Regions from separate parts of the Homo sapiens genome. Here region 2 is linked to region 1. A link is a loop called in an ENCODE intact Hi-C map of the cell type or tissue named here. Cell type or tissue: A673. All regions are shown on one strand. Links, peaks and the distances in the headings refer to the core of each region. The heading gives the core; the rest is flanking DNA. Region 1 has its middle 89 kb from the start of DYNAP. Region 2 holds the start of LOC105372135 (a long non-coding RNA gene).

What was found. Peaks named below come from ENCODE experiments on the same cell type or tissue, not always from the same donor. Only the 100,000 strongest peaks of a DNase experiment are listed, where the experiment ranks them.
Region 2: a loop joins it to region 1, with 8 times the contacts of the local background. A loop is called at or near these places in 5 of 110 quality-filtered maps.

What each region holds. Positions count from the first base shown.
Region 1 is chr18:54,673,742-54,686,455 of GRCh38, forward strand. No RefSeq gene overlaps it. Among named protein-coding and RNA genes, the nearest start is that of DYNAP, 89 kb to the left of the region's middle. In A673, for the core only: a CTCF peak has its summit at 6,018 (motif pointing right); a DNase peak (open chromatin) is centred at 6,020.
Region 2 is chr18:56,570,639-56,583,352 of GRCh38, forward strand. It overlaps LOC105372135 (a long non-coding RNA gene), which reads left to right and starts at 2,859. Exons shown (of 2, transcript XR_935514.4): 1 at 2,859-3,064; 2 at 3,739-4,527. In A673, for the core only: a CTCF peak has its summit at 5,638 (motif pointing left); a DNase peak (open chromatin) is centred at 5,613.

The sequences.
Region 1 (12,714 bases), core at 5,002-7,501:
AAATGTAATGGGCTTGAATCATCCCGAAACCATCCTACCACCCTCCCATCAGTGGAAAATTTGTCTTCTATGAAACTGGTCCCTGGTGCCAAAAAGGTTGGGGACCACTGACCTGTAGGGAATCCTGGCTTCAAAGAGATTATTTTGGGTGGCACCAAGAGCAATCCTTGTCTTTGTTCACACAGTTGCTGGGCTATCACACCAGCATACACAGAGTTTCATCCTCCCAACTAAAATGTTGGAAGCGCTTACAGATTGGCCCGTGGTTAGCCAAGGGTGAAATAGTGTTTGCTTCTTTGTGGAAAATTTCCACTTCCTAGGCTTGGCATTTGGAGGTCTAAGTCAAGAGCATTGATTTCACAGCAGTGGGCTCTTTACTTCTAAGGCTGTGTTTTACTCATGTTGGTTTGTCATTGGATGGGCTCCCAGTCTCACTTGAAAGCATTTCTGCTGAAAATAATAATAATCTTGGCAGAGCATAGACTAATATGGCTTTTAAAGATACATCTCCAATCTCTCCTACACCATGTCTTCTCTGATTCTTGCAGCCAAAAGTGGCCACTCCTTCCTCTAAATGTCCATGCAAATCTGTTCGTACTTCATATGTCATTCACCACATTCTAGTTATATTATACCACAGTATAATTACTTTTTAATATAGCATAGTGTTTAAGTCTGATTAAAAAACTTGGGCTCTGAATTCATAGATATTTGGGTTTGAATCTTTGCTCAGACACTTGCAGGTTATGTGACTTTGGACATGTTGCCTGACTTTGTCTCACCTGTAAAATGGGGATAAAGAGAGAATGTAGCCCTCAGAGTAGCTGTGGGAATTAATGAGAATTAAGCATCTAGCACAGAATAATTGCCCAATAAATATTAACTTTTATTATCTTCTCTCTAATTAACCTATAAGCTTTTTTTTTAAGAGCAAAACACATGTTTTATTCAACAGTGTACTAGTCTAGTAGCCCATGGCATAGTGTCTTACACAAAGTAAGCACTCAAAAGTAATTTTGAATGGATAAGAGAATGGCGAGGCCTCGAGATTATGAAACATGAAAAGGAGACAGGAAGAGAAGCTCATGAAGGAGCCTGTATTAGTCCATTCTCTCATTGCTGAAAGGAACTACCTGAGTCTGGGTAATTTATGAATCACTTGAACCCGGGAGGCAGAGGTTGCAGTGAACCAAGATTGTGCCATTGCAATCCAGCCTGGGTGAAAGAGTGAAACTCTGTCTCAAAAAAAAAAAGAAAAAAAAGAAAAGAAAAATAACTTGTCCAAGGTCACATTGTTATTAACAAGCAGAATTGAGCTTTGAGTGAAGTACTTGTTCTATGACACTCTCCATCCAACTAAACTTTGCCTTCCATATTTGTTGGCTTATTTTGTCCTGGGAAGGACTGTGTTTCTAGAGCACAGACTTTTCTCACCTTGTCTGAGTCCTTAACATCAGCCTAAGGGATGCTGTGTCACACAAGGCCTAACATGGTCAGTCAGATTACTCAAGGTCTAATTTGGACGGCTGCATGCTTAATCTATTCAATCCTGTGCTTAATAGGCCATTAAAAGGGCTGACAACACAGTCCCCAGAATGCCTTGGAAGATTCATTAGTCACACACAGGGGCTGCTTTTGTGCTTCACACAAACAAGGCCATCTGAGAAAGCAAAAGAGGATAACATTTTAAATCCTCTATTCCTACACTTCATTTTTTTGTTTGCTTTTACCTTTTGCTGATTTTCCCTTCGGACATAGGGAACTTTTTTCACATTCTTTAGATCCTAGGCTCTGCCCCAAATTTATCTCTGCCAGAATTCACCTAGGTATACATTCAAGGAAAGAACTAAAGTGAAATATGATGAGCAGTTTCTAAGTACTTTAACTGATATGGTGTATAACAAGTATTTTGAGAGAGATCTAAATTTAAAAAAATACACCTAGCATATTATGTTATGCTACTTCATTAAAAATTAGAGACAAAATTGAATTCCTATTTATACACGCATACTGTATCTCTCATACCAAAACTAAGACTTATAAAGATAAATATTAGTAAATGTTAATCCATGAAAGTCTTTCCATTTTCACATGGAAAAGACACAATAAACCAAAGTCAACAACAAACCGGGAAAAAAATATTTTCAACACATAGAAAAAAATTTTAAATATTGCTTACATATAATGAGTACTTACAAATTAATAAGATTTTTATAGGCACACACTAAGAAAGAGTAACAAAGGACATTGATGTGCTTGTCACAGAAGAAGTCTATGTAATGAATAAAAACAGAGGGTAAGATACTTGACCTCATAGTTAAATATATAGAAATTGAAATAAAAGTGATATATTTTTATTACTAGGTTTAGACAAATTTTCTGAAAATTAATGACTTTTTAAGAAGACATAACTATTTGGTATTTGTGACCCCACTAGAAAAGGAACATGCCTGTAAGAACACTTCCTGAAATATACACTAAAAAGTAAAGTATCAGCAGACTCTGCTACTAGCTTTGCTCATTGGATGTGGAGACATGAGCTCTCTTTCCCGCTATGTTTCTCCACCTTCCAGCTATTCCTAGAGAGTTGGCCATGAGCCTCAGTGGACACATGACCTAGGTCCTCAGGGGTTCCCAAAGGAAATTTGAGTTTTGAGGCATTTGAAAGAGGAAGAAATATCTCTTCCTCTGAATTTTTTTCCAAAGGAGATAAGTAGATATTTTAACAAAGGCATTTCAGTCAATGAAAGGTGGTGATTATGAGAGAGGTTCCAATGACAGTTCTGCCACTTATTATCTGAGTTACTCTGGGAAAGGGCCTTATTTCCTCTAAGTGTCAAATGTCCAAATGTTTTTTATACATTCTGAAAAAGTAGAGCAATCAAGAGTAATAAACCAGGTAATAAAACATACTATCAAGAACTAATAATTAAAACAGTGTGGTACTGGCAGACAGAGACCCATGCGAAAGCATATACAATCTAGAAAGAGATTCCCTCCCCTCAATATAAGAGTTCAGTAATAAAGATGGGATCTTATACCAATAAGCAAAATGTGAACTATACTTAATAAACAGCATCTCTATTTAACAGCAATCTGGGGAGGGGGGAAGCTGCATCCATACCTTATACCTTACACCAGGATAGGAGAGTTTAATTTTCTGAGTTGCCCAAAAGAAAAGATCCATAGTTACAGACACTAGGGGTTTTCTTTCTGATCATCTAATGGTAAAATCCACAGTCAACAGCCTCACCCTCTAAGCAATGTACAGAAAGCTTTTTTTTTTTTTTTTTGAGACAAAGTCTTGCTCTGTCTCCCAGGCTGGAGTGCAGTGGTCCATCTTGGCTGACTGAAACCTGCAACCTGCACCTCCCAGGTTCAAGTGATTCTCCTGCCTCACCCTCCCAAGTAACTGGGACTACTGGCATGCACCACATGCCCAACTAATTTTTTGTATTTTTAGTAGAGACAGAGTTTCACTATGTTGGCCATGCTGGTCTCAAACTCCTGACCTCAAGTGATCCACCCACCTTGGTATCCCAAAGTGCTGGGATTACAGGCATGAGCCACCGTACCTGGCCTCATACATTCTTTTAATCAAAAAATATAGGCCTGGTGTGGTGGCTCATGTCTGTAATCCCAGCACTCTGGGAGGCAGAGGCAGGCAGATCATGAGGTCAGGAGTTCGAGACCAGCCTGGCCGACATGGTGAAACCTCGACTATACTAAAAATACAAAAATTAGCCAGGCATGGTGGCACGTACCTGTAACCCCAGCTACTCGGTGGGCTGAGACAGGAGAATTGCTTGAACCTGGGAGGCGGAGGTCACAGTGAGCCAAGATTGCGCCACTGCACTCCAGCCTGGGTGACAGAGCGAAACTCGGTTAAAAAAAAAAAAAAAGAAATAGAAATATATACAACATTAACTATAAGTTTTATGAGGACAGGGCTCATGTCTGTTTTGCTGACTCACGTCTGTTAAATGTGTAGCAGAGGTCTTGAGATATGTGAGGCACTCTATGTCCTACTTGTTGAATGACTCCAGAGGCAAGAGGAAGAATTAATTGTGGCATTGTGAGAAGAGAAGACTGTCCATCTACTTTCTGGATTTAGAGGAAAACTGTATAGGAGATGATAGATGATAAAAGAGATAGAGGCTCATAGCAGAGCTGCGAGAAATGGAGAAAGACCCTCCGTAGAAAGATCATAACCTCTGCTTAACGCTTTGTGTCAAAGAACCCTGTCCTCTCAAAAGGAAAATGAGGGGAGATCCAAATCTGGGTAAATATAGACTGCATTTAGAAGGGATGAAGTAAATATTATCTGTATTGCAAGCAAATATTTCCTAAACATACTTAGCTTAGAAAAAAAAGCAGCAAGCAGCAACCAGGTGACAAATGAGTACTATGGTAGGTTTTTACATTTATGTTTATCTGTGTATATGTGTGTTTATATATACATGTAAATAATGAAAAACATATAGCAACCCTTTGCAGTGGTCTTCCCTGGAAAATGGCAGGATAATGAGGGGTCTGAATTTTTACAATGTGCATGTGCTTTTATAATCATCAAAAACAATAGGAATCCTTTTTCATGGCTAATACTTAGGGAAATATGATCAATTCTAAAATTAATCTAAGTAAACCAAAGGAAATGTGCCTTTTCTTTTGTGTGCCTCTTCATTTCTCTTCTGCAAATCAATATCAATGTACTGTTACTCTTCAGTTACATGGTAATGGAGATGTATTTTGTATGAAATCTGCTAGACAGATAATGTTTCTTCTCTTTGGTTCCAGCATAAACGTATGCTTTCTCTTTGTGTGGGAAAGGCCATAGGAATAAATCATGACTCTTGCGTCAAATAGCTAGGCCTGTGATGACTTAAGATCCAGGAATTGGCCAGGTGTGGTGGCTCATGCCTGTAACCCCAGCAGTTTGCGAGGCCGAGGCGGGCGGATCACGAGGTCAGGAGATCAAGACCATCCTGGCTAACATGGTGAAACCCCGTCTCTACTAAAAATACAAAAAAATTAGCCAGGCGTGGTGACGGGCGCCTGTAGTCCCAGCTACTCAGGAGGCTGAGGCAGGAGAATGGCGTGAACCCGGGAGGTGGAGCTTGCAGTAAGCCGAGATAGTGCCACTGCACTCCAGCCTGGACAACAGAGCGAGACTGTCTCAAAAAAACAGACAAGCAAATCCATGAATCACCTCATATGTTCCAAATTCATTCTATAATTGATTCAAAATTCAAGTATTGCACAGCTCAGCTAGGGCTATTGTTCTCCACAATTGTATTTGGGGTTAAAGTATTTTATGGAGTGAAACCTAAAACCACTAGGCCTCCAAAGATGTCCATGAAATATAAAAATACAGAACAACAGATGCACAGTTCTAGAAAAGTAAAAATAGGCTTGCAAAATATTAACCTATCACAAGGCAGGGATGACCAAAGCCACCATCCCTTTCTGTCCAAGGGGTCAGCTTCTTCTAGAGCAGAGCCCAATAGCCTTGGAGACTTACTACCTGATCTTTCCTCTGAAAAGTAAGCCTTAAGTTCTCAGCTTCAGATGTGATTCTAAGAAAATGTCTCAAACAAGTATTTCTAACCCTTTTCATAATTATTGCCTGCTTCCCAAGTGATAGAAAATAATCCATGAAAAGATTGGAATGGCATCTACATATTTTTCTAAGTGGGCTGTATTTGTGAATCTCCCTGTTGGTGCCTACCCTCCGCCTCACTTGCTGGATTTAACAGAGTTGGCTCTTTGCCATTGACTGTCAGAAATGCTATAAAAAACAGTAGAATGCCTGTGATGGGAAGATTGGACTGTGAGTACATCAGTCCCTCCAGACTTCCAATTAATCGTCCCAGGTTTTGGACAATATAGTTGTCTGCAGCATTGAATTACATAGCACTTATATGCAATGCTGAATAGTGCTGTTGAGCTAGGATTCCTTATGACACAGAAAATAATCTCTAAAAATCCAGACCACAAGAAAAGAAACCAACCAGTAGATGTCTCTGTGGTGCTTCAGTTGATCATGTTCTTGCACGATTAGCCACAGATGTCTGTGGGTTTGGAAATGCAATGATATGAACATTTGTACCTTTTATTTGGGGCAAGTAGGGGGAGAGACCAAGTGCCCTAGAAATATATCAAAACTCTTCAACAATAAGTTTTTTATACTTTCTGAAAATAAACCTAACATCTGCACGTCTATCTTTTTAAAAAGTGTGTTTTACTTACAAAGATAAGCAAATATGAAACTTTCAAAAAAATTTGTAAAATGTTCACATTAGTAAATTCAGAAGTGTGTATCCAGGTGAAAGAAGTTTATGCTAAGAAAAAATACTTCATTTCCTATGAAACAGTTCCAACCCCTGAATAGCAGAGGAAGTGGTTCTATGGAAGGGAACAGGACAGCAGTAAAGAATGTCCAACAGTACAGACGACTCGGAATTCTGGGGACCACTGAGAACTCATGCTTCTACCTGTTTTACCTTTTAAACATTTTCCTGCTCACCCCAGTGGTGGGCCCCTGAGATGGAGCTTGGAGCATTGAGATGCTGGGTAACTGTCCTTGGGAAAATCACATGCTACTAAAGACTCTCCCCAACCCTCTTTAGCATGTCAGGATTAAGATTTTCCGGATTTTGCTAACACTAAAGCAATCACCCTGAATTCATTTTGTAAAGAATATATTTGAAGCAAAATCATTAGAGAGAAGGATTTGCCTATCACAAGGCAGGGATGACCGAAGCCGTCATCCCTTTCTGTCAGAGCTTGCCTGCTCTCTAATAATATAAGAAAATTTTAGAAATACATGACTCACTTTAAACAACGGGTATATTTCTGCGTAATATAGACTTTTTCCTCCTTGTGAATTTATCATAGAAACAATACATATGTAAATTTAGTTAAAAATATCTGTGACAATTATCTTGTGTGGTTAAAATCTTTTTCTTCATTTAGTCAAGGGAATAATAAACCCCTAATATGTCTATTCTATAGGTGTAAATTTTTAAATCAATTTTAAATTGATATTTTTATTGAGATGATTATAGATTCACATGCAGTTGTAAGAAATAATAAAGAAAGATTCCTTGCACACTTTACCCAGTTTCTCCCAATACTATAATTTTGCAAAACTATACCAACATAAGCAAAATAGCGATACTAATACAACCCCCCAATTTTTTCAGATTTTTCCAATCTTACTTGTACTCATCTGTGTATACTTAGTATGTATGCACATGTGTATGTGTTTAGTTCCATGTAAATTTATCAAATGTGCAGTTTTGTGTATCCATCACGTACAGGAGAGATACTAAACAGGACCCTCCTGTGCTTTTGTAACTGTTCAGTTTTAATCACATCCACCTCCCTCCACCTGCCTCATAGCTCACCTCACTCCCATCAAACCTTGGCAATCATTCATTGATCCTCCATTTCTACAATGTCTTCATTTCTCAGATGTTATATGAATGGAATTATACAGCATGTAATCTTTGGAGATTGGCATTTTTGGGTCAACATAATTCCCTGGAGATTCACTCAAGTTGTTATGTATATCCGTGGTTTGTTCTTTTCATTGCTAAGTAGCATTCTGGCATATGTATATACCACAGCATGTTTAACAACTTACCTTTAGAAGGACATGTGGACAGGTTTTGCTTTCACAAAGAAAGTTGCTACAAAGATTCATAGACAAGTTTATGTATAAACTCAAGTTTTCGTTACTTTGGGGTTAATGCTCAGGATTGTAATTGCTGGGTCACAGGGCATATGTAGTTTTTTTTAACAATTTTCTAAACTGTTTTCAAGAGTGTTGTATCATTTTAAGTTCCTGCCTACAATATCTGAGTGATCCCGTTTCTCTGCATCCATGCCAGCATTTGATGTTGTCACTGTTTTTCACTTTAGCTATTCTGATAGGTGTGTACTAATTCCCTGTTGTAGTTTTAATTACATTTCCCCAATAGTTAATGCTGTTGAACATCTTTTCATATAATTATTTGCCATACACTTATTTACCTCTTCAATGAAATGTCTGTGTCTTTTGTCCATTTTCTAATTGCAATTATTGTTTGGGAGTTTTACTATGAGTTTTGAGAGTTTCTCGTATATTCTAGATACTAGGCCTTTGTTGGGTATGTGGTTTGCAATTATTTTCTTACAGCTAAAACTTATCTTGTCATACTCTTCATATGAGCTTTTATAGAGCAAATTTTAAAAATTTTGGGTCAGGTGCGTGGCTCACGTCTGTAATCCCAGCACTTCGGGAGGCTGAGGCAGGCAGATCAACCTGAGGTCAGGAGTCTGGGACCAGCCTGGCCCCATGGTGAAACCCCATCTCTACTAAAAAAAATACAAAAATTAGCTGGGCATGGTGGTGGGCACCTGTAATCCCAGCTACTCGGGAGGCTGAGGCAGGAGAATTGCTTGAACCTGGGAGGGGGAGGTTGTAGTGAGCCAAAATAGCATCATTGCACTCCAACCTGGGCGACAAGAGTGAAACTCCATCTTAAAAAAAAAAAAAAATTTTTTTTGAAGAAAATGTATCCATTTTCCCTTTTATAGATCATACTTTTTGGCATCATGTCTAAAAACTCTGCCTAACCTTATATCCCAAAGATTCTATATTTTTCTAAAGATTTTATAATTTTTCATTTTATATTTAATTCTATGATTCATTTTGATTTAATTTTGTATAAAATATGAGAGTTAGGTCAAGGTCCGTTTTTTGCCTATGGATATTAAATCGCTTTAGCATCTTTGAATTGATTTTGTACCTTTGTGAACAATAACCTGAGCATAGTTGACTAGGTCTAATTCTTGGTCCTCTGTTGTGTTCCACTGATCAATTTGAAATATAAATTCTATTGTCTAAGTTTTATTAAAATCATATATATATCTATCCTCTCCCCTCTCCTTCTCCATATATTAACATTTTTATTCATCATTTCACATTCAACTTTCATGCTCTCCCCCATGTCTAAGTTCTCTTTCAGGGTTGATGATTAATCTCCCTATAGTAGCATAACTCTTTATGTATCTCTTCCAGGGTTTATTTAATTTTAACTTGTGTTTTATAATAACTTTTGTTATTTGTAGTCAAAGAGTCATACTTCTCCATTTCAAACTTACTATAAATCTACAGTAACAGAGACAGAGTATTACTGGCATGTCCCAGTTTTTAGAAACCCCTAACTGAGATCTCAACCTTTCTGCATCATTCTCTAATCCTCACATGGGAGATCTGGCAAAGTTTTCCTTTCAAGTGAAGCTATAACTCAGAGCCTTTGAATTAGAGACCAATCTCTAAAGTGAAATCTAAATCTGTTTTTCGATGTTCTTAGCTAAGATGAGAGAAATTCTGGCACCTGGGCACACGATGATCTCGAGTTTTATTGTGTGCTATCTTAAAGTAATAATTTTGAGATTAGAATGTCTTGTTTTGTTTTGTTTCCACCCTCTGGTCTTGATAGTCATAGTGACTTTGAAATTGGTTGACCTTCCCAGAACTCCCTCTTGGTGTGGTACATGGTCTCAAGAGATGGATGGTAGGTAACATGGTTGACAGTTTCTCCACTGCTCACCTAAGGATGCTATTTTTCTTTCCTAGGATATAGCCAAAGTTTCTCTGTCTTTGACCCCATTGTGATTCTGTAACTCATCCCAAACATTCCAGAATTCTCTAAGGGAGTGTGCTTATAATGCACATTATGGTCCTAATTTCTGTATCAATTAAGATCTTTTTTAGACAAAGAAATTGATTCTATTAAATTAACACCAAAATAAATAAGAAGACTGGATCACTAGAAAAATTGTAAAAACTAAGAACTATGTGCTTAAGTCTTGGGAAAGACAGGAACCAGGGCAGTGGTAGGAATCACAGTAGAAAGAGCTCTCTAGAATTTCTCTCTGGCACATTGCTGTCAGAAGATTGGCTTCACTCATCATTCATCCCTGTGTGTTGTGCATGTTTTCAAAACTCAAATAATGTGTGAGAGAAACTCCAAAAAGCCAGGCTTAGATCATGTGCACCCCTGTGGGGTGGTGGAAGGGGAACGTGAAGGGACGGAAGCTTGCTAGGATGATGTAATTTGTCATTACAGACTTCATTATCACAACCGTATAACGATCATTCTTAAGCTTAATTATTTGCCAGAATTTCAGTTATTTTCTTAGGATGGACATCTGGAAGTCAATTTGCTGGGCCAAAAAGTTGGGAAGTAAAATGAAACTATGATTTCAGACTTTTGATACACAACAGTTACTCCCAGAAAGGTTATACTGGTTTATCAAGCTTCAAGAAGTACAAAACAACCATTTCATCATGTTTTATGAATGCTAGTTATTACCCTTTTAAAAACTGGCAGTTTGGTAGGTTAGAAGTGATCTATTTTTTGTTGTTTGATTTAGTGCTAGCATAGAATAGTCCAAATCACAATGTTGGATATTTAAATTTTTCTTTCTTACATTTTTTCAGATTTTTGTTAAATAATAGGGGGTTTATTTTCACGTGTTTAGAAAGGAACCTACATATTTAAATAAATTAAAGTATTACATTTAATTAGGTTTTAATGGTAATTCATTGGGGGGGAATACAAATAATTTTAGCTTTTAACATATTTAATTGTTTAGTGCAGTTTCTCAAATGACCACACACAACTTGTAGCTAGTTTTATGTTTGAAGGAAGAAGAGTTACTAATGAGTGCAATTTTATCATTGAGCTTTTGACCTTAAGTGTGGAAAAATTCCAGAATATGGTGTAAAATCTAGAGGAAAAGTCAGTAAGTTATGTGTGATTCTTAAATGTAATTGTTTTAGTGCTTATAATGCAATCTACAATTAAATAATCAGGTCAAAAATGAACATTGCGTAGTGAAAAAATGTAAGATTGAGAAGTCTTAACTGGTTGTCCATGAGACTCATGCCAACATTTAATAATTAAAAAAAAAAATCCTGGGAGACATCAAAAAAAAAAAAAAAAAGGCTTCCTAAAGAAGAAATCAGATAGAAATCAAGCGTAAAAATCTAAGGCCTTGTATACTATAATAGTTTGTCAAAACTCAAGATTCAGGGTTACAGTTGAGAATGTTGGGAAAAAATGAGATTCAAATTGTGGTAAAAACAAATAAAAAACAGTAAAACAAATCATCCATGTGAGGGAAAGCACATGCACAGTAAAACCGCCTCTCGGGACTGGTTGCATAGCAACCAAAGAGGGCTGCGGTAGCAGGAAAGTTCTAAGCAAGGAAGGCAGCAGGTCAGCGGTCCTGAAGTGGCAAAGGAATTTCCACAGAACAGGGCAGCAGCAGCATTTCTGAGAAAAATTACTCGACAGGAAGATCCCTGAGGTTTTAAAGGAGAATGCAACTATGGATACGAACCAAAAGAGATCTAGTTGCTGAAACATCTCTCTTCACATTTCCCAACATTTTATTCCACGTCTAAAAAGCCAAAAGAAAAAAATAAAATAAAAAGAAGGAAAAGAACCATTTGATATTTTCAATATCAAGTAATACACACACATACACACGCCTGGGATCACTGCATTTGCAATCTATTCAATAAATACTTAATAGTATTCTACTGTACTTTATTGCAATGGGAGCTGTACAAAGAAATATAAGGTATGCCCTGCCCTCCCCTCGAGAGGATTGTAACATAATTGGGAGAATAAGGCTCCAACAGGTGGGAAGTTTGAATAAGTGATAAAAGGGAAAGGGGGCCGGGCGCGGTGGCTCACTCACGCCTGTAATCCTAGCACTTTGGGAGGCCAAGGCGGGCGGATTGCCTGAGCTCAGGAGTTTGAGACCAGCCTGGGCAACACGGTGAAACCCCATCTCTACTAAAATACAAAAAATTAGCCGGGCATGGTGGCGTGCGCCTGTAGTTCCAGCTACTCGGGAGGCTGAGGCAGGAGAATGGCGTGAACCCGGGAGGCGGTAGCTGCAGTGAGCTGAGATCGCGCCCCTGCACTCCAGCCTGGGCCACAGAGCGAGATCCATTTCAAAGAACAAAAAAGAGAGAGAGAGAAAGGAAAATGAACAAACATGCATGGAGTGTTCTGTGTACTGTGCTAATAACTTTTCATACGTTTTTTCATTAATCTTTATAATTATTATTTGCATTAGTGTATTTTTAACCCCGTTTTGGGTCATGGATACCTTTGACAATCTGATGAAAGCTATGTGCCCTCTACAGAAAAAAATGAAAAGATGTACACATAGAAAATATTGTTTCCAATATTCAGGAGATTTGAGGACTTGCTGAATTTCATCCATGAATTTCAAGTTAAGAAATTCTGCTGTTAGGCTTATGGACCATTGCTCTCATTAATTAAGGATAAAAGTGAGCCTAGCAATTTACCTGCCTAAGTTACTCTATAAAGTCATACAGCAAGTAAGTAATGGATTTGAGGCTCAAATGCCTCTTTTATTACACGTAAGAAATCTCTCTAGTTAATATGTCAAACTATACAAGGAAATACATATAAAACTTACTTATAAACATTGCCTTGAACATTGCAGAATGTATTAGAAACTTTGCAAAAGGCTCTAGAGTATCTCTAGGATATTGTTACTGTCTCTTTGACAGATTGCCTCTTTTCCACTAGAGCTTTCCTCTATTAAATATTGATGAAAGGGCCAGGTGCGGTGGCTCACGCCTGTAATCCCAGCACTTTGGGAGGCCAAGGCGGG
Region 2 (12,714 bases), core at 4,404-6,903, 1.9 Mb after region 1:
ACCCAGGAAGCAGAGGTTGCAGTGAACCAAGATTGTGCCACTGCACTCTAGCCTGGGCAACAAGCGAGACTCTGTCTCAAAAAAAAAAAAAAGTAAGTAAAATAGACAGTAGTTGTTATTATTATGACATGATCTGATCCTTCTCATCACTTGGCCTAATGTGTTTGGAGCAAAGAATATTTCACCTCTCCAGCCAGTGCTATGGGTCTCCAGTGTGGGTCCAAAGACCCAAACTTTCAACATCCTCTTCTTAATTATTTCTGTTTGGGGTTTGACATACTGATCATTCTGTTCTATTCCTTCTCTCCTTTCTGTATTTCCCCCTCAGTACTAGATTTAGAACCTCTCTTCAGTCTTTCTATTTTGAACACATTTAATTTTTGAAAGAAGAACTTCTTACATTTGAATAGGCTAACTTTTCAAGACGCTTGTATGCCCCTTTTCATTTGGCTCTTATAAAGCCTTGTGACAGAAATAAGGTCAATATTTGTTTTCTCATCTGTAATGTAGGAACAAGGCACAGAGAGATTTCACAATTTGCCTAAGGTCACAACATGAGACTCTAGCAGAGCCAGGATGACAACCTGCTTTTTCCTCACCCACAGTTCTGCGTGATTTTCCTAAAATGTTGCACCTAGAATTTACTGCAGTATTTTGTTACTTTGCCCGGAAACCTTTAAGATCATAGCCTGATGCTGTATGGAGCATAGTGGGCATTCATACACTTGTTTCTCAATAAATATCTCCTGACTAGGTACCAAGCACTCTTTTAGGCACTAAACATAACCATAAACAAAAGAGACAATTTCTATCCTCATAAAATTTACGTTCTACTTGGGAAGAAAGACAATAATGTTTTGTTTATTTAGCAAAATATTTGGGTTCTTAGATATTGATAGGGAGAAAAATAAAGCAGAGAAAAAGGATAGAAAGTGAGGGAATTCAGCCGGGAGCAGTGGCTCACGCTTGTAATCCCAGCACTTAGGGAGGTCGAGGTGGGTGGCTCACTGAGGTCAGGAGTTTAAGACCAGCCTGGCAACATGGTGAAACCCCATCTCTACTAAAAATACAAAAAATTAGTGGAGCGTGGTGGTAGGCGCCTCTAGTCCCAACTACTCAGGAGGCTGAGGCAGGAGAATTGCTTCAACCTGGGAGGCGGAGGTTGCACTGAGCTGAGATGGCGCCACTGCACACTAGCCTGGGCTAGAAGAGTGAAACTCTGCCTCAAAAAAAAAAATAAAATAAAATAAAGTGGGGGAATTGGCCCTGGTGAGCTTGTGGTGGGGACTAGGGTGTTGCAATTGTAGATGAGATGGCCAGGAAGCTGGTGGTGAGAAGGTGACATTTGAGTAAAGAATGAGGGAGGTGAGTGAGCTGGGCTTTGAGTCCAGCCCGGATACCTGGAGAAGAGAGCTCTAGGGAGGGACAGCAGCAAGGAAAAGGCCCAGAGTTAGGACCGTACCTGTAAGAGGTGACAGCGTGCTTGCTGGCAGTCCTCACAGCCCTCGCTCGCTCTCGGCGCCTCCTCTGCCTGGGCTCCCACTTTGGCGGCACTTGAAGAGCCCTTCAGCCCACCGCTGCACTGTGGGCGCCCCTTTCTGGGCTGGCCAAGGCCGGAGCCGGCTCCCTCAGCTTGCAGGGAGGTGTGGAGGGAGAGGCGCGAGCGGGAACCGGGGCTGCACGCGGCGCTTGCGGGCCAGCTGGAGTTCCGGGTAGGCGTGGGCTTGGCGGGCCCCGCACTCCGAGCAGCCGGCCAGCCCTGCCGGCCCCGGGCAATAAGGGGCTTAGCACCGGGGCCAGCGGCTGCGGAGGGTGTACTGGGTCCCCCAGCAGTGCCAGCCCACCGGCGCTGAGCTCGATTTCTCGCCGGGCCTTAGCTGCCTTCCCGCGTGGCGGGGCTCGGGACCTGTAGCCCGCCATGCCTGAGCCTCCCACCCCCTCCATGAGCTCCTGTGCGGCCCCAGCCTCCTCCACGAGCGCCGCCCCCTGCTCCACGGCGCCCAGTCCCATCGACCACCCAAGGGCTGAGGAGTGCGGGCGCACGGCGTGGGACTGGCAGGCAGCTCCATCTTTAGCCCTGGTGTGGGATCCACTGGGTGAAGCCAGCTGGGCTCCTGAGTCTGGTGGGGACGTGGAGAACCTTTATGTCTAGCTCAGGGACTGTAAATACACCAATCGGCACTCTGTATCTAGCTCAAGATTTGTAAATTTGTAAACACACCAATCAGCACCCTGTGTCTAGCTCAGGGTTTGTGAATGCACCAATCTACACTCTGTATCTAGCTACTCTGGTGGGGCCTTGGAGAAGCTTTGTGTCCACACTCTGTATCTAGCTAATCTGGTGGGGACGTGGAGAACCTTTGTGTCTAGCTCAGGGATTGTAAAGGCACCAATCAGCCCCCTGTCAAAACAGACCACTGGGCTCTACCAATCAGCAGGATGTGGGTGGGGCCAAATAACAGAATAAAAGCAGGCTGCCCGAGCCAGCAGTGGCAAGCTGCTCGGATCCCAGCCCACGGTGTGGAAGCTTTGTTCTTTCGCTCTTTGCAATAAATCCTGCTGCTGCTCACTCTTTGGGTCAACACTACCTTTCTGAGCTGTGACGCTCACTGCGAAGGTCTGCAGCTTCACCCCTGAAGCCAGCAAGACCACGAACCCACCGGGAGGAACTAACAACTCCAGACGCGCCGCCTTAAGAGCTGTAACACTCACCGCGAAGGTCCGCAGCTTTACTCCTGAGCCAGCGAGACCACGAACCCACCAGAAGGAAGAAACTCAGAACACATGCGAACATCAGAAGGAACAAACTCCAGAGGCGCCACCTTAAGAGCTATAACACTCACCGCGAGGGTCCGCGGCTTCGTTTTTGAAGTGAGACCAAGAACCCACCAATTCCGGACATGCGTGGACTCACTGAGAAGCAGCAAGTTGGCGTTGACTTAGCCCGCTCAGTGTGCAGAGTGGGTTGAAGAAAAGAATAGACCACATCAGAGGAGTAAAGGGGTGGGGGCAAAAGCCAGAGAAGGTGGGACCTTGGAATCACTGGAATGACTTTGCTTCCACTGTGAGTAGACGGCAGAGCCATTGCAAGTTTGGAGCAGAGGAGTGTTGAATGACTTTAATAGCTGCTCTGTTGGGCATAGATTCAGGGAGGACGGGGCAGGGTAAAACCAGGGAGATAGTAACAAGGCCATTGCAATCATGTAGATGCTAGATGGTGGCGGATTGTAACCTCACCTCACACTGATTCCATGATGAACCATGGTTAACTCAGGGAGGGGCGCTAATGAAGTCAAGGCCAGGGATTCTCGTGAATAACCTTTGGGTAGGTGATCTGGAAGCGAACCTGAGCTTCCAGACCTTTGGAGGGCCTTAGCTGTACTACATTTCAGTACTCCTAAAGCAAGTTTTTCAGAAGATTGCTCAGGCTAAAACACCAAACTTCTTTGCAGTGAGCTGGGCTAGCATCAACTTGAGGCTGAAACCTCGGCTTTCTGTACTGATCAGAAGGTTGAGGTTGATAGCAATACCTGTCTGCAAGTCATTGCAGTAACAAATACTTAACAAATGGGGTTTGTTTTGTAGACCTAATCTTTGAAGACATAAGGCCCACTGTGAGGGGAGCAGTTACTACATTCAGCCCTTGGTAGTAAAATCATAAGAACCATCGATGTAGATGATGGCAATAGATCACATTTCCACTCCCACCCACGCATCTCTGTTCATGATTCCCTGCAGGGCCAGGTGGAGATGTGTGCCTGGGTCGGTATAAACCTCTCTCTGTGTTTCAAGAACACACCTTTGGGAAGGTGACAGTGTGGTGGTGGGACAGCAAACTGCCAGTCTAGAAAGCTACTCCAGGCCTCAGTTTCTCATCTGTGGAATTAAGACATTGGCCTGTAGATCCATGGGATCCATCAGGGATCACCCCAGCTCTAAGCATCTATGATACCGTGGGAATGGAGATGAAGATATTTCATTTAACATCTGGTCAAGAGTCCAAGTAAACAGGTGAGCAACTCTCTTGCATACCTAGAGAGTGTGAGCATGAGTAAATCCTTTCACTCTTGGAATGAGAAGGAAATAGTAAACCCACTTTCTAGGCTAATCATGTGATATTTTACCAAACTCTGAGTTTAGAAAGATGTTATATAATCTGGCTTTTATTGCATGTATTTAGATCGATTTTATCAAGCCATGTTCCCTGATACATATTAGGATTGCACCTCAAAGTCTTGGGTAGCCTTAGGTCATATTTCAGCTGTGGTTCTTTTGTTTAGAGCAAGAAGTATGTGGAAGTATTTTGTTTTGTTTTTATCAATCTTGGTAGCTCACGTGATGTCCTTCAAGAGCCAGCCATACTCTGGGGCTTATCGTCTTGGCAGAAAAAGCAACTGTCCAGAGGTCAAACAAGGGCCTGTTTCCTCCCCTGCGAGCCAGCTGAGACCTTCCATTCCCAGACTGAGTTTCAGTCCTTTAGTTTAGCCTTAAGGCTTTGTTCCCTAATAAAATGCAACACACTGGAAAGACTGCCACTAAGTTACTCTCAGATTTACTTTACAAGGATGAGTTGAGATCAACTTTTGATGAGCAGAGGAGGGCCAAATAGACCATGTGTCCTTGGGAGGGAAGAGCTGTGTCCCTGGGATGGGGAGCATTTTGGAACCAGAGGTTGGAAGCACCAAAGCCGAACAGTTCCTTCTCACCAGTGCTTCCCAGGCAGAGCCTCACAAAACAGCACAATTGTGGCAATTCCCCTGTGAGGCTTCTTTAAGAACCCTATTTTCCCTGGTTTAAGTAAACTCAAATATTTCATTTGTATTTCTGTAAGCACACATTTTCAACTCTTGCTGCCTTCTTGGCTGTTGAATGACTGTCATCACCATGTGTAGAATCATGGATCTAAGAATCCTCAGTGTCACTTAGTCCAACTTTCTTCCCCAAATAGTCTCTTCTAGGATATCTTCCCCATTGATGGCCACTATGTAGGTGCTTGAACCTTTGCAGTAACAAGGACTTCATTGCTTCATAAGGCACTGTGTTACATGATGGACTATTGTATTTTTAGGAAGTTCTTTTTATTGAATCAAACTTTATCTCTCTAAACATCAATTGATCATTTCTAGTCTCCCAGAATTACTTTGGTTAATGGATCTCAAAGTCTAAATTCAAACATTGTCACCTAAGCATTGAGGTCCTCCCCTTTTTTGTTCCTCTCACTAGTCTAGTTTTATGAACAATCCTATGAAACCTCGATGACCACACATCTGACAAGCCCATTACTGTTTCAAAAGGAAAGGAAGGTAGGGATCTACAAGCTAATGTCTCCAAAGCAGATCTTAGCACAATTCTGATTCTGCATCCAGCACATGACATTCTCCCTGGAGATAATCCCAATGCCTGCTTAATAGGTTAGAGTCCCAGCGTTTAATATCTGACCGCATTAAGAGTTTTTAACATCTCACTTAAAATTAATCCATAACAGATATTTTTGACATAAAACTCAAAAGGAAATAGCTTCCTACCCAAATTAACTACAAAATCGGGAAAAACTTTAAAAGTTTCTGTATTAGACTGTACACAAGCCTGCCTACTGTATTTAACTGGACTCTTCATGACATCTAGTGGCGAAATCTGGAAAAGTTTCCAGTACTCTAAACGTGGCAGAAGGTGGGAAAACAATTTTTAATCCTATTTGATATTCACTGTTTGAATATTATGTTTTGTGAAATCGTAAACTGAATTCATCTGTCAATCCATTATAATAGTATACTCATTTTTATTTTAGGCATATCTGTGGCTTTATACCTTTTAAATTTGGGCTGACTTTGAAATCAATCACATCTATTTTTTCACGGATGTCAGAAAGAACCACATTGGTTTAGGGGGAGAAAAACATTCTGGATAAGCATAAATAACAACATTTTTAGCTGGAAACACACCACAAAAATGTTTTGCATAACTGTATTCATCTTCAAATGTAGTTTTAAGACTCAATTCCTGTGAAATCTGAGTCATTTATAGCTAACCTTGAATGTATTGTTATTCACAATTAGAAGTAGATAAATTTCACAGGCAGAGAAGCTGACAAGTCTTTAAGACTTCACACTTAGTTTTGCAGGAAGAGCTGAAGTTAATTAGAAGTGATTATACATACATTGCATGTGTGTGTGTATTTGTGTTGTTGCACACAGACACCACGAAGGCCTTGGGAAGGTTGCATTTTTTATGTTTTAAAAATAAACATAATCTCCTTCCCATGTGTTGCTATAAGCCCAGTAAATCTAGGAAGCTCAGCAGGGTTGAACAAGGTCATTTCTCGTCAGGACTCCAAGGGGGAGCAGGAAGCAACCCTGTGCATCAGATGCTGGCATCCTAATCCCTGCTCAGCAAGAGCTTCCCAGGCATGTGGGACAGGTCGTGCCAGCGCCGACACACTGGCAGACCGAGGCTCTGACGCCAGCCACGCTCCGTATCAGCACTGCGGCTCCCTACCTACCGTGCCCCTGGAAGACGAAAATATATCCTCACTCTCACAGTAAAGGCAGGATTCCAACCGAGTCTGCTCACTTCTTGGTTCTGGTAAACAGGAAAGTAGTCATGAAAAGATACATCTAATCACTATCTCAGAATCAGGGAGGCTTTATTGATTTGGTTTTTTGTCGAATTTAAATATATGTTAAATAAATATATAAAGATATGTAAATTATTTTGTTGAATTTAAGATATATATTTAAAACAAATGGATAATTAATGCATATTTAAATTCAACAAAACCCAAAACAAATGAAGAAAAAAATATAGATATATATCTCCATAGATCTTCTGCTACAGAGAAGAAACAGAACATATACCAAAAGACATTATAAACATGTAGGTAAAAACAACTCCAAAATAATATATAAGAAACAGAGAGTGGTGTTTCCCTGTGAGAAAGATCTGGAGACTAGAAGTGAGGGTAGAGATATGGAGATGAGGAAATCATTTTTCTCTGTATACTTATACTCTTTGAAAACTAGCTGTATTACCTAGTAAGAAATATATTTCAGCCGGGCGCAGTGGCTCATGCCTGTAATCCCAGAACTTTGGGAGGCTGAGACAGGTAGATCACTTGAAGTCAGGAGTTTGAGACCAGCCTGGCCAACATGGCAAAATCCTGTCTTTACTAAAATTACAAAAAAATTAGCCAGCTATGGTGGTGTGCACCTGTCATCCCAGCTATCGGGAGGCTGAAGCAGGAGAATTGCTTGAACCCAGGAGGAGGAGGTTCTGGGTAGCCAAGATTGCACCACTGCACTCCAGCCTGGGTGAGAGTGAGACTCTGTCTCAAAAAAAAAAAAAAAAGGTATTTCAATTTTGAAATACCATAAATAATTTGGCCCAAAATTTGTCCTCACCTTGGTGTGAGGTGATATAGGTCTTTGGATATATGATTTTAAAAATTAATAAGGTGACTTCTGTTTTCTGGTTTAGACTATAAGGTGCTTAAAAGTCACCATTCTGGCCAGGCATGGTGGCTCAAACCTGTAATCCCAGCACTTTGGGAGGCCGAGGCGGGCAGATCACCTGAGGTCAGGAGTTCAAGACCAGACTGACCAACGTGGTGAAACCCATCTGTACTAAAAATACAAAAATTAGCTGGTCATGGTGGCACACACCTGTAATCCCAGCTACTAGGGAGGCTGAGGCAGGAGAATCGTTTGGATCAAGGAGGCAGAGGTTGCAGTGAGCCGAGATCACACCATTGCACTCCGGCCTGGGTGACATCTCAGAAAAAAAAAAAAAAAAAAAAAAAAGTCACCATTCCATCCAAACAACAAGTGAAAAACTAAATATACTGAAAAATCAACAACTCTTCTTAGATCCATCAGCTCCTCACAGAGATCTATCAGTGAGGTCACAGGGGAGGCCACCGCCCCAAAAATTGGAGAGAGAGGCAGATACAGGGAATCACAATGTACCAGAGCAGAAGCCTGCACAGAAACCAGCACCAGGGTAAGAAAATCTAAACTGTGACTGATGAAGTGATGGAGGCTCCATGTGGATAAGCCTGAGAGATAAGAACACAAGGGGACCCAGTAATAGGATGGGACCCCACATTTTTATTTTACTTCCAGGGGTCTCACGATGAAGATAGAGAAAAATCCCCTTGTGCTTCCCGCAGGAGGAGGGGAAAAGCAACCATTTTGAAATTTGCCTAAGTATGCTGTTCGTAACAAAGACTGCTCTCGGTAGAAATTATTTTACCAGAGCTTAACTAGCTGGGGTTTTACTGGAGCTTATCTGACCTGGGGGAGGGGGAATACCCAACTCCAGCCCCCTTTAGCCACCCTGTCCCACCCAAGGAGGGCAAGGGGGTACTAAGAAGAATTTGTGAAGTTCACAGGGCAGAGGCACAGGCTCACTGAGACTGAGACCTACTCATAGGACTATAGAACATCCCCCTCCCCTGCACCTTCCATGATATTACTAAAAGCCTATTTACCACAGTATCTTTTACCTAGTACCTCGTGTCCACCATACAATAAAAAATTACAAAACATACTAAAAGATAAACAACATAACCTGACGTGACTAAAAGAACATCAGAACCAGAGCCAGATTTGGAAGGAAGGTTGGCATTATCAGAGCACGAATTTTGTACAACTGTGATTTATATGCAAAGGGTTTTAATTGAAAAAGTAGACAACATGCAAGAACAGGTGGATAATGTAAGTAGAGAGATAAAAATTCTAAGAATCTAAAGAAATGCTAGAGATAAAAAGCACAGAAATGAAGAATGCCTTTGATGGGCTCGTTAGTAGACTGGCGATGGCTAAGAAAAACATATCTGACCTTGAGTATATAATGTTAGAATCTTCCAAAACTGAAAAGCAAAGAGAAAAAAGACTGAAAACAACAGTGACAACAACAAGAAGAAGAACAAAAAAACAGAACAGAATATTCAAGAACTCTGAGACCACTGTAAAGTGTAACATATGTGTAATGGGAATTCCACAAAGGGAAGAAAGAGGAAAACAAACAGAAGCAGTATCTGAAGCAATAATAACTGAGAGTTCCCCCATATTAATGCCAGACACCAAACCATAGATCCAGGAAGCTCACAGACTTTCTCAGACAGACAAAAACTGAGGGAATTTGTTGCCAGTAGACCTGCCTTGCAAGAAGTGTTGTTAAAAATAAGTTCTCCAGAGAAAAAGAAATTGATATAGGTCTAAATAAAGAGCATTGGAGAAGAAATAAGTGAAGGTAACATAAAAACTTTCATTTTTCATATTCTTAGTTGATCTAACAAAGTTTGTTAAAAATAATGCCAATAATATATGTTATTTTACGTATGTTTATACAGATGCACGCTTATTTATACTTATGTGTAAGTGAAATAAATGGCAAAAATGATACAAGGCATAGGAAGAAGAAATTAGGATTATATGCTATGTAAGAAGCGGTATAGTGTTTTTTGAAAATAGACTTGAATTAGTTGGAAATCCATATTGAAAACTCTCGGGCAAACATTGTTAAAAAATAAAAAAATGATATGCTAAGAAAGAAGAGAAAACGGAATTACACAAAATGCTCAATTAAAACCACAAAAGGAAGCAAAAGTGTGGAAAACAAAAAGGGGAACAAAGAGTAAGGCAACAAACAGAAAACAGTAACAAATATGGTAAGCATTAATCCAACTATATTAATAATCACTTTAAATATCAATGGTCTAAATATGTCAATTAAAAGACAGAGATTACCAGAGTGGACACATTATATAAGCTGTATCCAGTGATTGAAGAATACACATTCTTTTCAAGTATATTTTCAAAAACCACACTTACAAACATTTATGGAAATGTATTATATAGGGCCATGAATCAAATTCCAACAGATTCCAACAGTTAAATCAGGGAAATGTTTTCTGACCTCAATGCAATTAATCTAGGAATTAAAGACAAACATATCTAGAAAATATCCATCTGTTTGGAAATTAATAGATGTGTTTCTGAATAGCTAATGGGACAAAGAAAAGATTAGAAAACATTTGGTCTTCTACACCATAGTAAACAGGCCTTGTGTATGGTAGTTAAACCAGTTCCCCTACAGGTAAATATGCCTTAAAGCATATATTTAAATGAATGAGATAAGTCTCCACTACAAGTAGAAAAAAAGAATAAACTATTAATGCATGCAACAACATGGATGGATGGATCTAAAAATAATTAGATTGAATAAAAGAAGTCAGAAAAAAGGAATTCATACTGTATAATTTTATTTATATAAAATTCTAAAAAATATTTGGAAAATATCCTTTGGAAAAAATTCTAAAAAATGCAAACTAATCCATAGTGACAGAAAGCTGATCAGTACGTGTCTGAGAAGGAAGATAATAGGGGTTATGAAGGGCACAGGAAATACTGGGTGTGAGGATGTGTTCATGTTCCTCACTGTTGTCATGGTTCCAGAGACGTATACATAGGGTAAAACATATCAAATTATATACTAATTTTGTATAATGTGTCAATTATATCTAAATTGTTATTTAAAAGATAAATAAAAAGATCAAAAACATGAATAAAAATGAAAAGAAACAACAGTCCATAGAAACAGACTCAAAAGGACTCCAAATAATTGAATATTCAGACATAAACTTTAAAATAGCTATATTTAGACTGCTTTATCCAGCTATGATAAAGTAATTTCTGGCAAACCAATGTGCCCAAGAAAATAACTAGAAAACTAGATAAAATGTGATTGCATCTACATTGGAGCCTTCTTGAGGCAACCAAAACTTAAGAGGCTGATTTCACAGAGGGAGGAATTATTGAAAGGTAAGTCAACCTTCTGCAGATACATTTTTCTCTCACTGGATACAGCTGAAAGTCTGGACAAAGGATACAGGCAAAAGGCCACTTCTGGGAAGCAGAGAAACCAGAGACCCTTTGGCCATCTACCAGATCTAGACAGACAAAAGTCAGAGACTTGAGGATCCAAAATCTCAGCGAGAAGAGAGAAGTAGAGAACAAATGTTGACACATGGCTGATTTTTCCCTCAAGACATTTGCCAAATTATGAAACTGTGTTAGATTAGAAGTAAGAAATTAAGAAAACTCTGAAAAATAGAGTATTCCTCAGTCTCACAGTGTCAAGGAGAAACAGTTGAAGTTCAGTCTTACAGGGAAGGGGCCTCAGTACCTATTAGGTTGGCGCAAAAGTAATTTCAGTTTTTGCCATTACTTTTAAACCAAAATTCCTTTTTCACCAACCTGATACATCAGGCTGCCTGGACTCGGCTTAGTTACTCATCGGATAAGGTAACCTGCCCCACTACGTCCACTTAGCAGACAGTGTAAATCCATTCTGTAGGAAGATAATATTACCCAGACCCTTTACAATTGTTCATCTGCAATGTCTGAAATGCAACAGATATTAAATATTAATAAAATATATTAGGCATACCAAGAGATAGAACCAAATGACCAAAATCCAAGAGAAAAAAAAATAGAAAGTAGAAACAACCCCAAAAGTGATTCAGATATTAGAGTTAGCAGAAAAGGACTTTAAAATAAGTACAATTGCTATGTGGAAATGGACATGGGAAATTTTTTTAATTATATAAAAAGATGGAGAATATCATCAGAGAATTGGAATCTATTGAAAAGAATCCAATAAAAATTCTAGCAATGAAAAGTATAAATGCTGAAATTAAGAACTTGATAGATAAATTTAACAGAAGATTAGAACACCAGAAGACAGGATAAGAGAACTGAAAGATGTAGAAAATCTACATTAGAAAATATGTAGACTGCAATGCAAAAAAGTAAAAGGATAGAACACACAGAAGAAATGGTAAGATACAGTAAAAAGGACTGGTAAGCATTTAATTGGAATTAAGAAGGAAAGAAGAGAGAAAATGGAACGGAAAATGGGCAAATAATTTTTCACACTGTTAAAAGACTTTAAGTAAAAATTATAATTCTATATTGTGGATTTTATAACATTTAAATTATATGTGACACTATTAGCACAATTGATGAAGGCTAAGTAGAACCATAAAGTTACGAGTTTCCTATATTTTATGCAAAGTAGCATAATATGTTAAATCTAAGTGATACATTAAAGATACATGATGCAGTCCCTAGAGCAATCATAAAAAAGAAATTTAAAGGGAATTAGGATAAATTCTGATTAACACATAAGGACACAGGTGAAAAAGAACAGAAAAACTAAACACATATGAGACAACTAGAAAACAAATAGCAAAATGGTTGCCCTAAATAAATCATATCAATAAGTACTCTAAATGTAAATAGAATAATTCCAATTTAAAAAGCAGAGATTTTTCACACTGGATTAACAAAGAAAGACCCATCTAATTGCTTTCCACAAGAGACATATTTTAAATACAAAGACACAGATATATGGAAAGTAAAAAAATGGGAAAAGCAATGCCATGAAAACAATCAGAATAAAGATAGAAGGACTATACTCCTAACTTCAGACAAAATAAACTTCAAGACAAAGAGTATTACCAGAGATATAGAGAGACATTTATGATTAAAGAATCAATCCATCAGAAACACATAAGGTATATGTGCTTAAGTCAAATGTACAATCATAGTTGGAGTTATTACACTGCTCTCTCAAAATTTAACAGAATAGGCTGGGCCAGTGGCTCACACCTGTAATCCCAGCACTTTGGGAGTCCAGGGCAGCTGATAGTTT